Regions from separate parts of the Homo sapiens genome. Here region 2 is linked to region 1. The links are chromatin contacts, found by Hi-C in ENCODE. All regions are on one chromosome and are shown on one strand. The core of a region is the stretch at or near the end of the contact, and the rest is flanking DNA. Distances in the headings are between cores, read along the strand shown.

Region 1 (4,466 bases), core at 1,640-4,139:
GGGATTGCAGGCATGTGCCACCGCACCTGGTTAATTTTTCTATTTTTAGTAGAGACAAATTTTTGCCATGTTGGCCAGGCTGGTCTCAAATCCCTGACCTCAGGTGATCCGCCCGCCTCGGCCTCCCAAAGTGCTGGGTTTACAGGCGTGAGCCACCGCGCCTGGACAAAATTTTTTTATACCTTTTAAATTCCAGACCCACCACCAGGTTGAATCCTCCGGGCTGACTGTGCAGACCCCCCACTATGCCCCCTACTTTCCATTAACTGGTATGTTTTATGTTATCAAGAATATTAAAACAAACCTATGCATCTGCCATTGAGCTTAAGAAATAGATGGCCGGACGCGGTGGCTCACGCCTGTAATCCCAGCACTTTGGGAGGCCGAGGCGGGCGGATCATGAGGTCAGGAGATCGAGACCATCCTGGCTAACACGGTGAAACCACGTCTCTACTAAAAATACAAAAATTAGCCGGGCGTGGTGGCAGGCGCCTGTAGTCCCAGCTACCCGGGAGGCTGAGGCAGAAGAATGGCGTGAACCCGGGAGGCGGTGCTTGCAGTGAGCTGAGATCGCACCACTGCACTCCAGCCTGGGCGACAGAGTGAGACCCTGTCTTGGGGAAAAAAAAAAAAAGAACTAGACGAATGCCCAGGCATGGGAAGCCCCAGTCACCTTTCCCTCCCTCAACCCGAGAGGAGTCACATTCCAAACCTAGCCTTTATCATTCCCTTCCTTTTCATTAGACGGTTATGTATGTACGTATCCTTAAACTTTATGCTAATGGTATCACATTTTGTGTATTCTACTACTTTTAAACATTTATGGATTAAATTCTGTCCCTCCAAAAAAGATATGTTGGAGTCTTAACCCCTAATACTTTAAGCCGTGACCCCGTTTGCAGACACCGTCTTTACAGAGGTGCTCAAGGTGAGAGGCACTCATTAGAGTGGACCCTCATTCGATACGACTGGTGTCCTTATAACAAGCAGAACACAGGACAGAGGCAGAGCCACCAGCAGGGAGAACACCACATGAAGCCTGGAGTCAGGCTTCCGGACGAAGCCGGGAGAGAGGCGGGGAACAGGTCCTCCTCCCACGCCTTCCCAGGGAACGTGGCCCTGTCGGCACCCTGATCTCCTCGCCCCTAGAACTGGGAGACAACACGTTTCTGCTGTCCAGCCACCCAGTGTGCGGTACTTTGTTACAGCAGCCCCAAAAAATAAAGACACCATTCCATGTCATGTTCTTGAAATTCATTTGTTAATGAGTGAAGCCGAGGCTCATTCATTTTCTCTGTCATGTTCTATTATATGATATCCCACAATTTATCCATTTTACTTTGAAAAGTTATATGGTTTGCTTACAGGTTTTATTGTTGTTTTGAAATTGCAAACTGTGCTGCCCCGAACCTCCCTGCAAACTGTGCCGTAGGAGTGGAGCTGCACTTGGGTCAAAGAGGGCAAAGGTAAGTCTTAACTGTGCAGCCCAGATCAGAGCAATAACAACTCATCAAGATAAGTCTAATTGCTACTCAACGGGGTGGAACTTACACGCTTGCCAGTGGGCAGGCAGAGTTCCCTGTGTCCTACATTCTTGTTAACACTTGAAACTCCAGTCTTTTTTTTTTTTTTTTTTTTTTTTTTGAGAGATGGAGTCTCACCCTGTTGCCCAGGCTGGAGTGCAGTGGTGTGATCTTGGCTCACTGAAACCTCTGCCTCCCGGGTTCAAGCGATTCTCCTGCCTCAGCCTCCCAAGCAGCTGGGACTACGGGCTCCCGCCACCACGCCCAGCTAATTTTTGTGTTTTTAGTAGAGACGAGGTTTAACCATGTTGGCCAGGATGGTCTCAATCTCTTGACCTCATGATCCGCCCACCTCGGCCTCCCGAAGTGCTGGGATTACAGGCGCAAGCCACTGCACCCCGCCCTGCAGTTTTGTTTTGTTTTTTTAATTTATTATTTTAAAAAAATGTTTTTGAGACAGGATCTCACTCTGCCACCCAGGCTGGATCATGGTGGCATGATCTTGGCTCACTGCAGCCTCGTCCTCCCAGGCTCAAGTGATCCTCCCGCCTCAGCCTCCCAAGTAGCTGGGACCACAGGTATGTGCCACCATGCCTGACTAATTTTTGTGCTTTTTGTAGAGATGAGTTCTCACTGTGTTGCCCAGGGTGGTCTCAAACTCCTGGGCTCAAGCGATCTTCCTGCCTCAGCCTCCCAAATTGCTGGGATTACAGGCATGAGCCAACACACCCAGCCCGAAGGAACTGCCATTCTTTTTATCTTTGCCAATCTGATGGTTATAGAATGGTATTTCCTAGTGGCTTTATTTTGCGTTTTCTTTATTTCTAATAAAGTTAAGCATCTTTTACATGTTGATGGACAATGTATATTTCCTGTTTTGCAAAACACCTGGTCGGGTTTTCCTGGTCTTTTTTCTTATTTATTTCTAGGAGTTCTTTATGTACTCTGGACTCTGATCCTGCATTGGTCTTTCTAAAGCTTTATTCGTCGCATCCTCTGATGAACAGAGCTTTTCTTTTTTCTTTTCCCTTTTAAAATTAGTAGAATTTATTCATCTTTTTCTTAACAATTAGTGCTTTCAAGAAATTCTTTGTACCCCCAAGGTCAAGAGATATTATCCTATACTCGCTTTGTAAGGGTTGGTATTCTGCCTGTCAGGTCGTTAATGGACCTGGCATTGATTTTGGAGCCTGCTGTGTAGTCAGATCTAAACTGGGAAAGGAACAATTGCCTGCTTTTCTCACAGGGGCGTTCTGAAGCTCAAAGGAGAAAATGCGTGTGAAAGTGTCCAGAACTGTGAAACAATGTACAAGTAAGAGAGTCTGCGATGCTGATTTGCTGGAGGGTGACAAAGCCGTTTAAGAGAAGGCTGCTTTGGCCTTTGATTTGCTAATCAGTTGGTAGCGTCATAGGCTGCCAGTAGGCCAGGCAGAAACCCAACCTCCATTCTGCCTCCGGAGGCTGGAGAACACAGCCAAAAAGACCAGCTGAAGCATGTGGTCTTTGCAGGAAAGTAAGTTCCAGTGGCACTGCTGGGGCTGGCCCCGTCCACCCACACTGTTCACTCCATCTGCCACCTGACATTAGCAAATTAGGCTGCAAATACAGCCCTGAGTCATAGAGAAAAGATGAAATTACACTCAGGAAACTCTGCTCACTGAAGTGCATGAGTAACAGGATGCAGAAAGACACCCATTAAAAGCGGCTAAAAACGAGTCAGGTGCTCCAAGGCAGCCTGCTGCACACCCCAACACGCGGGCAGGCTCCGCCCCAGCTCCAACTCCACCTGGAGGGGCAACACGCACCCATTATACGAGCCACACGGGGGCCCCAGCAACTGGCCCAGACAAGGCTGCAGAGCCCACTCAGGGTGGAACCCCCTTTAGCGAACTGGAAGGTTCCATGACGGGGCTGCGGGGAAGGAAGCCGACTCGTGGGGAGTTAGCTGAGCTGCCGGAGGAAACTGACAAAATCAAACGCACCCTTTGGCCTGCACAAGGCGATATTGTTGGTTCTCCCTGAAGCACATCCTGGCCAGGAGACAGAGCTTAGGCCAGCCCCCGGGCCAGGTGCCTGCTACCCAGACCTGTGATCCTAGCCAAAAGTCTCTGAGTTCTGGATGTCCACACTGGGAAGGGAGAGCAGCGAGGGAAGGGTTACCAAAGGGGCCTGAGGAGACATTCGGGGGTGACAGATTGTCAGCATCTTTTTGTTTGGTTTTTCTTTTAAGCGATGGGGGCGGGGGGTGGGGGGGGGTCTCACTATGTTGCTGAGGCTGGTCTCGAACTCCTGGCCTCAAGCAATCCTCCTGCCTCAGCCCCCGAGTAACTGGAATTCAAGACGTCAGCCACGGCCCCCAGCTTAGCTTCAGCATCTTGATTGCAGTGGTGGCTTCACAGATGTATACATATGTCAGAACTTATCAAATTGTATATTTTCAATATCTATTTTAGACAATTAGATCTCAATAAGGCTGTTTAAAAATTACAGAATGGTGTGATGGCGACTTTTACTAAATATGCATGTTGACAGCAAGAGGAACGACTAGAAGGAGGTCCCCAGATGTTAACAGTGCTTAGTTCTGGGCTGTGGGATTACAGAGGATTTTACTTTTCCTCTTTGTGTTTTTCTGTACTTTAAAAAATTTCTGAAATATATGTGTTTTACTTTTTTTTTTTTTTTAAGATGGAATCTTGCTCTGTCGCCCGGAGTGGAGTGCAGTGGCGCGATCTTGGCTCATTGCAACATCTGCCTCCTGGGTTCAAGCAATTCTCCTGCCTCAGTCTCTCAAGTAGCTGGGATTACAGGCATGTGCCACCACACCTAGCTAATTTTTGTATTTTTAATAGAGACAAGGTCTCGCCACGTTAGCCAGGCTGGTCTCGAACTCCTCACCTCAGGTGATCCATCCACCTCGGCCTCCCAAAGTGCTGGGATTACAGG
Region 2 (4,544 bases), core at 121-2,620, 450 kb after region 1:
TAGCTGGGATTACAGGCACAGGCCACTGTGCCCGGCTAATTTTTGTATTTTTTTGTAGAGACGGGGTTTCACCATGTTGGTCAGGCTGGGTTTGAACTCCTGGGCTCAAGCGATCCACCTGCCTCAGCCTCCCAAAGCGCTGGGATTACAGGTGTGAGCCACAGCGCCTGGCCTCTCATTGCAGTTTTGATTTGCATTTCCCTGATGACAAATGATATCAAGCATCTTTTCACATGATTACTGGCCATTTGTATACCTTCTGTGGAAATGTGGTAACACCCTTTGCTGATTTTAAAATAGGGTTATTTGTTTATTATTGAGTTGAAATAATTCCTTCTTTTGAGTGTCAGTGACTGAGGTTCGCTGTGACACAGAGGGGTTCTCCTGGAGAGCTATGGCACATGCTCCATATTAAAAGGCAACATGATGCTGTCAGGAAGAACACAAAAGCAATTATAAAAACGTGTTAGTACATATTTATGCATCTTTTTTCTTACTCTCTCTTTGCTATCTATTCTCACAGCTCTAAATATGAATTATTTCTCTAGGTAGAGGCCAAGCATGAGTCAGCTTCTCCCAAGAATCAGTTGCCTGGGCTTCGAGACAGTTTTCTGCCGTATTTTGGGTAATTGTAGTTGCCAGGAGTCTGACTTCTGAGGGTGTCAGGTGCCATTTGCCGTTAAGTGGAGATAGTAGGTTGAACAGGGTGGGACTAATTGGGGCCAGTTTTGAGGAGGTGAATCTTTAGTGAAATCGCCAAGAACACAGTGGTGAGGACCTGGCAGAGAGGAGGAGATTCCAAGGCTGGGGGAATTGGGTAGTGGCGTCTGGGCACTGGGTCCTGTAGAAGGGAATTGGCGAGATGAATGAGCAGGGCTTCACAGGTGTGACTGATCTTGGTAAAGACGGTGAGAAGCCGTGACCAGGCAGGGTGTGCATGGGAGCAGTGAAAGGTCTAAAATTCAGCCTTTGAGCTCAGTGCTAGGTTCATGCTAGTAATTGGTTCCGATAGGTTAAGCTTCCTCTGGTTTGCCGGTGTGAGAAGAAAGAAAAACCTACTCCTCCCTGTTTCCGCCTCACCAGCTTCCCTTCTCTGCCAGCCCCACCCTGCCCCCGGCCCGTGTGGCTAAACTGCCCAACTGCCGATTAAAACCCGCACCTCCCAACATACCTCGCACCACCCAGAGGCCCCGGTCCCCGCCATTCATTCCGCTCCCGGCCGGGAGTCGCTCTAGCCAATCACCTTCCAGGCTCAGGGCGGCCGAGGCAGGGCCTCTGCCTCTTCGGGGGGCCTCTCCCTCCCCCTGCCCCTGATTGTGGCTGAACTGCCACCGCTTGATAGCAAACCACACTCGGCACAGGAAGGAGAACAGCGCCCGCGGCCCCGGGCCTCCATGAAATCAGCAAGGGCGCGCTCCTCCCACCGCCGCGCTGCTGAGCCTCCCGCCTTTCCTTCCGGTCGCTCGCGCCTCGAGAGGCGCCGCAGGGAGCCCTCTGCCGGTCCCGCCCTTCGCTGTTAGCGCTTAGGATCTGGTGCCTTTTCACGTGGGGGCGGGTGGGCGGGAGGCGAGTCTGGGGTCTTCGGGCCGGGCCTCCGCTCTCTGGCAGTTTGCACCTTGCTCCACTCACTGGCCTGCGGTCTGTGTTCACTCCTCCTCCTCTCCCACGTCTCAGGAACCTGCAGCTGGCCCCCGAGCCCGCGCCCTCCCGGTTCTAGGAATTCACCACTTTCTTGCCTTTGTTTGGGTATCTTTTGTTTGGAGCCAGAGCCGGCTCCAAGGAGGAGCTGCCGGAGGGTGCTAGGCTTTTTGCAGAGGAAGTGAGGAGCAGAGTGATAGGGCGTGAAGTCAGAGGGAGCAGAGAAGGGGCCGAATCCAGCGGGGCCCGGATCATGCAGGGCCCGGAGCCTGTGGTGAGGACTCCGGGATTTATATTCACCAATTATGAGAAAGGACTTCTCGGCCGGGCGCGGTGGCTCACACCTGTAATCCCAGCACTTTGGGAGGCTGAGGCCGGCGGATCGCCTAAGGTCAGGAGTTCGGGACCACCCTGGACAACATGGTGAAACTTTGTCTCTACTAAAAATACAAAAATTAGCCAGGCGTGGTGGTACATGCCTGCAATCCCAGATACTTGGGAGGCTGAGGCAGGAGAATCGCTTGAACCCAGGAGGCGGAGGTTGCCGTGAGCCGAGATCGTGCCACTGTACTCCAGCCTGGGCAACAAGAGCGAAACTCCGTCAAAAAAAAAAAGAAGAAGAAGAAGAAGAAGAAAAGAAAAAAGCAAAGAAAGAAAAGAAAGAGGACTTATCAATGACCACAAATGACTAAGTCCTCAACCTCTCCAACAGCTCTAGAGCAAATGACACTTTAGCCTGTGCTGAGCCCCTACAAGGTGCTAGACCAAGTATTCTTGGGGATATATACAAATGTGAACAAGCCAGAGACCCTGCCTGGCAGGACTCACTGTCCAGGGGGAAGGCAAAACTGCAAAGATGAGCTGGGACGCCCCATGGGAAACGCTGGACAGAGTCAGCCACAAAGCCATCCCCTTGCAGCCTCCTCCTTGGCATGGCCTTATTTTCCTTGTTGGATCCCTAGTGTCCTACCCCATGCCAGGTCCCACCCCAGGAGGGTCCAGTTCACACTTCCAGAAAGTTTGGGCTGCACTGTCCCAGCGGCTGTGCCCTTCGTGCTCTCCCGCTCCCAGGACTCTCCCAGCACCGCGTGCCCATTTTCCCCAAGGTCCTTTCGGCCCTGGACCAGACCATGGTTAGTTATGGGTGCCCCTTCCCCTCGCTGTCCCACTCCACGCCCTGGCACTGATAGGACACTTCCATGTTATCTTTGCACCACCTGGACTCTTTGATCATATGTTGATACTGTCGGTGTTTCAGGACAGGAAGAGGCAGTGTCCCCACAGAGGTCAGTCACCGGAGTCAGTGGCTGCGGGAGGCCATGGGCAGCAGGGAGCTAGAGGAGCTGATCTCAGGATTGGAGACCGCCACCTCCTCCAGGAGGAGAAACACGCGGGGAAGAGCCCCCAGCCCCACCCCACCCCCGCACTGCCTTCAGCCTCTGCATTGACCCCTCCGCTTTTCCAGGATGGGCATCATGAGGCGTTGAGTGGTACCAATGTGGGCGGTGGGCTCTCCTCTTTCCGGTTTTAATTCTTGGTTCTTAAAAACTCCGTTCCAAATGAGGGAAATGAAACTACTGAACACTCTCCCCCAGCAGCCAGCTGACGTGGGGCAAGAGAACAATTCCCAGTTAAGGCCCCAAAGGAAATCCCCTCCCTGCCATGTGCTGAGGCTGGAGAAGTGGGGGCTGGAGAACTGGAGAAGTGGGGGCTAGGAGAAGTGGAGGCTGGAGAAGTCGGGGCTAGGAGAACTGGGGGCTGGAGAACTGGGGGCTGGAAAGGGGGGGCTGGGAGAAGTGGGGGCTGGAGAACTGGGGTCTGGAGAAGTGGGGGCTGAAGAAGTGGAGGCTGGAGAAGTGGGGACTGGGAGAAGTGGGGGCTAGAGAAGTGGGGGCTGGGAGAAGTGGGGACTGGGAGAAGTGGGGGCTAGAGAAGTGGGGGCTGGGAGAAGTGGGGTCTGGAGAAGTGGGGGCTAGAGAAGTGGAGGCTGGAGAAGTGGGGGCTGGAGAAGTGGGGGCTGGGAGAAGTTGGGGAGGCTCTATCTAGCTCACTGCTCCGCCACCAAGGTGAAGGGCCTGTCTGTGGCCAGCGGCTGAGAGCCCACAGCACAGCGGAGAACCCCAGAGGCAGGAGCAAGAGGACCATGATTTTGCCCGGGGTGAGCCGCCAGTTCCAGGTCCCCATGGCTCCACTGCTAGGTGCAATCCCTGTGCTCCTCTCTCACAGACCTGTCTGGAGTGGGGAGCAGCCCTGGCTCCTCCCATGGCTCCCTTGCACACCGAGTTGTGTCCCCTCTCACAGGCCAGCTGTAGCCCCCTCCCCTGGTCTTGAATAGGTTGCCATCTGGAAAAGCAGTCAGGGGTCGGGGTGGAGGGCAGAAGCCAAGGCTCCCTTTGATCTCCTTGGGAGGCTGAGAAGTCCCACAAGTGACAAACTCTTATGAAGCTTAGTTTAAGAAAGAAAAGAGATCCCCACACCCTCAGAGGGCAACAGCTAGAGAATTATACAAAGTGGGTTGACCGCCATCATTCCTTCCTTCCCTCTCTTCGTTTCTTTCCTCCTTCTTTCTTTTTTGTGGAGATGGAGTTTCGCTCTTATTGCCCAGGCTGGAGTGTAATGGCACGATCTCAGCTCACTGCAACTGCCACCTCCCGGGTTCCAGCAATTCTCCTGCCTCAACCTCCTGAGTAGTTGGGACTACAGGAATGCACCACCACGCCCAGCTAATTTTTTGTATTTTTAGTAGAGATGGGGTTTCACTATGTTGGCCAGGATGGTCTTGAATGCCTGACCTCAGGTGATCCACCCACCTTGGCCTCCCAAAGTGCTGGGATGACAGGCGTGAGCCACTGCGCCCGGCCTCCTCCTCCTTTCTTTGAGCAAATAGTCACCAAGCCCCTTTATGT

Evidence for each region. A loop is a pair of places that touch in the nucleus more often than their neighbours do. Pooled maps may share reads with other maps.
Region 2: a pooled map shows a loop between it and region 1 (12-fold over the local background). The contact joins the promoter of LINC01063 here to the enhancer-like site in region 1. A Hi-C loop is called at or near these places in 6 of 37 single-sample maps with no recorded cell type and 8 of 50 pooled maps.

Annotation. Positions count from the first base shown.
Region 1 is chr3:196,176,687-196,181,152 of GRCh38, forward strand. No RefSeq gene overlaps it. Among named protein-coding and RNA genes, the nearest start is that of ZDHHC19, 32 kb to the right of the region's middle. RefSeq lists an enhancer at 3,102-3,301. Within about 2 kb of position 2,890, at least 16 of the 41 ENCODE cell types and tissues checked have a DNase peak (open chromatin) inside an H3K27ac peak, as active enhancers do.
Region 2 is chr3:196,631,217-196,635,760 of GRCh38, forward strand. It overlaps LINC01063 (long intergenic non-protein coding RNA 1063), which reads right to left and starts at 1,371. Exons shown (of 2, transcript NR_132101.1): 1 at 1,172-1,371; 2 at 288-429. RefSeq lists enhancers at 1,039-1,793, 3,854-4,391 and a silencer at 1,183-1,262.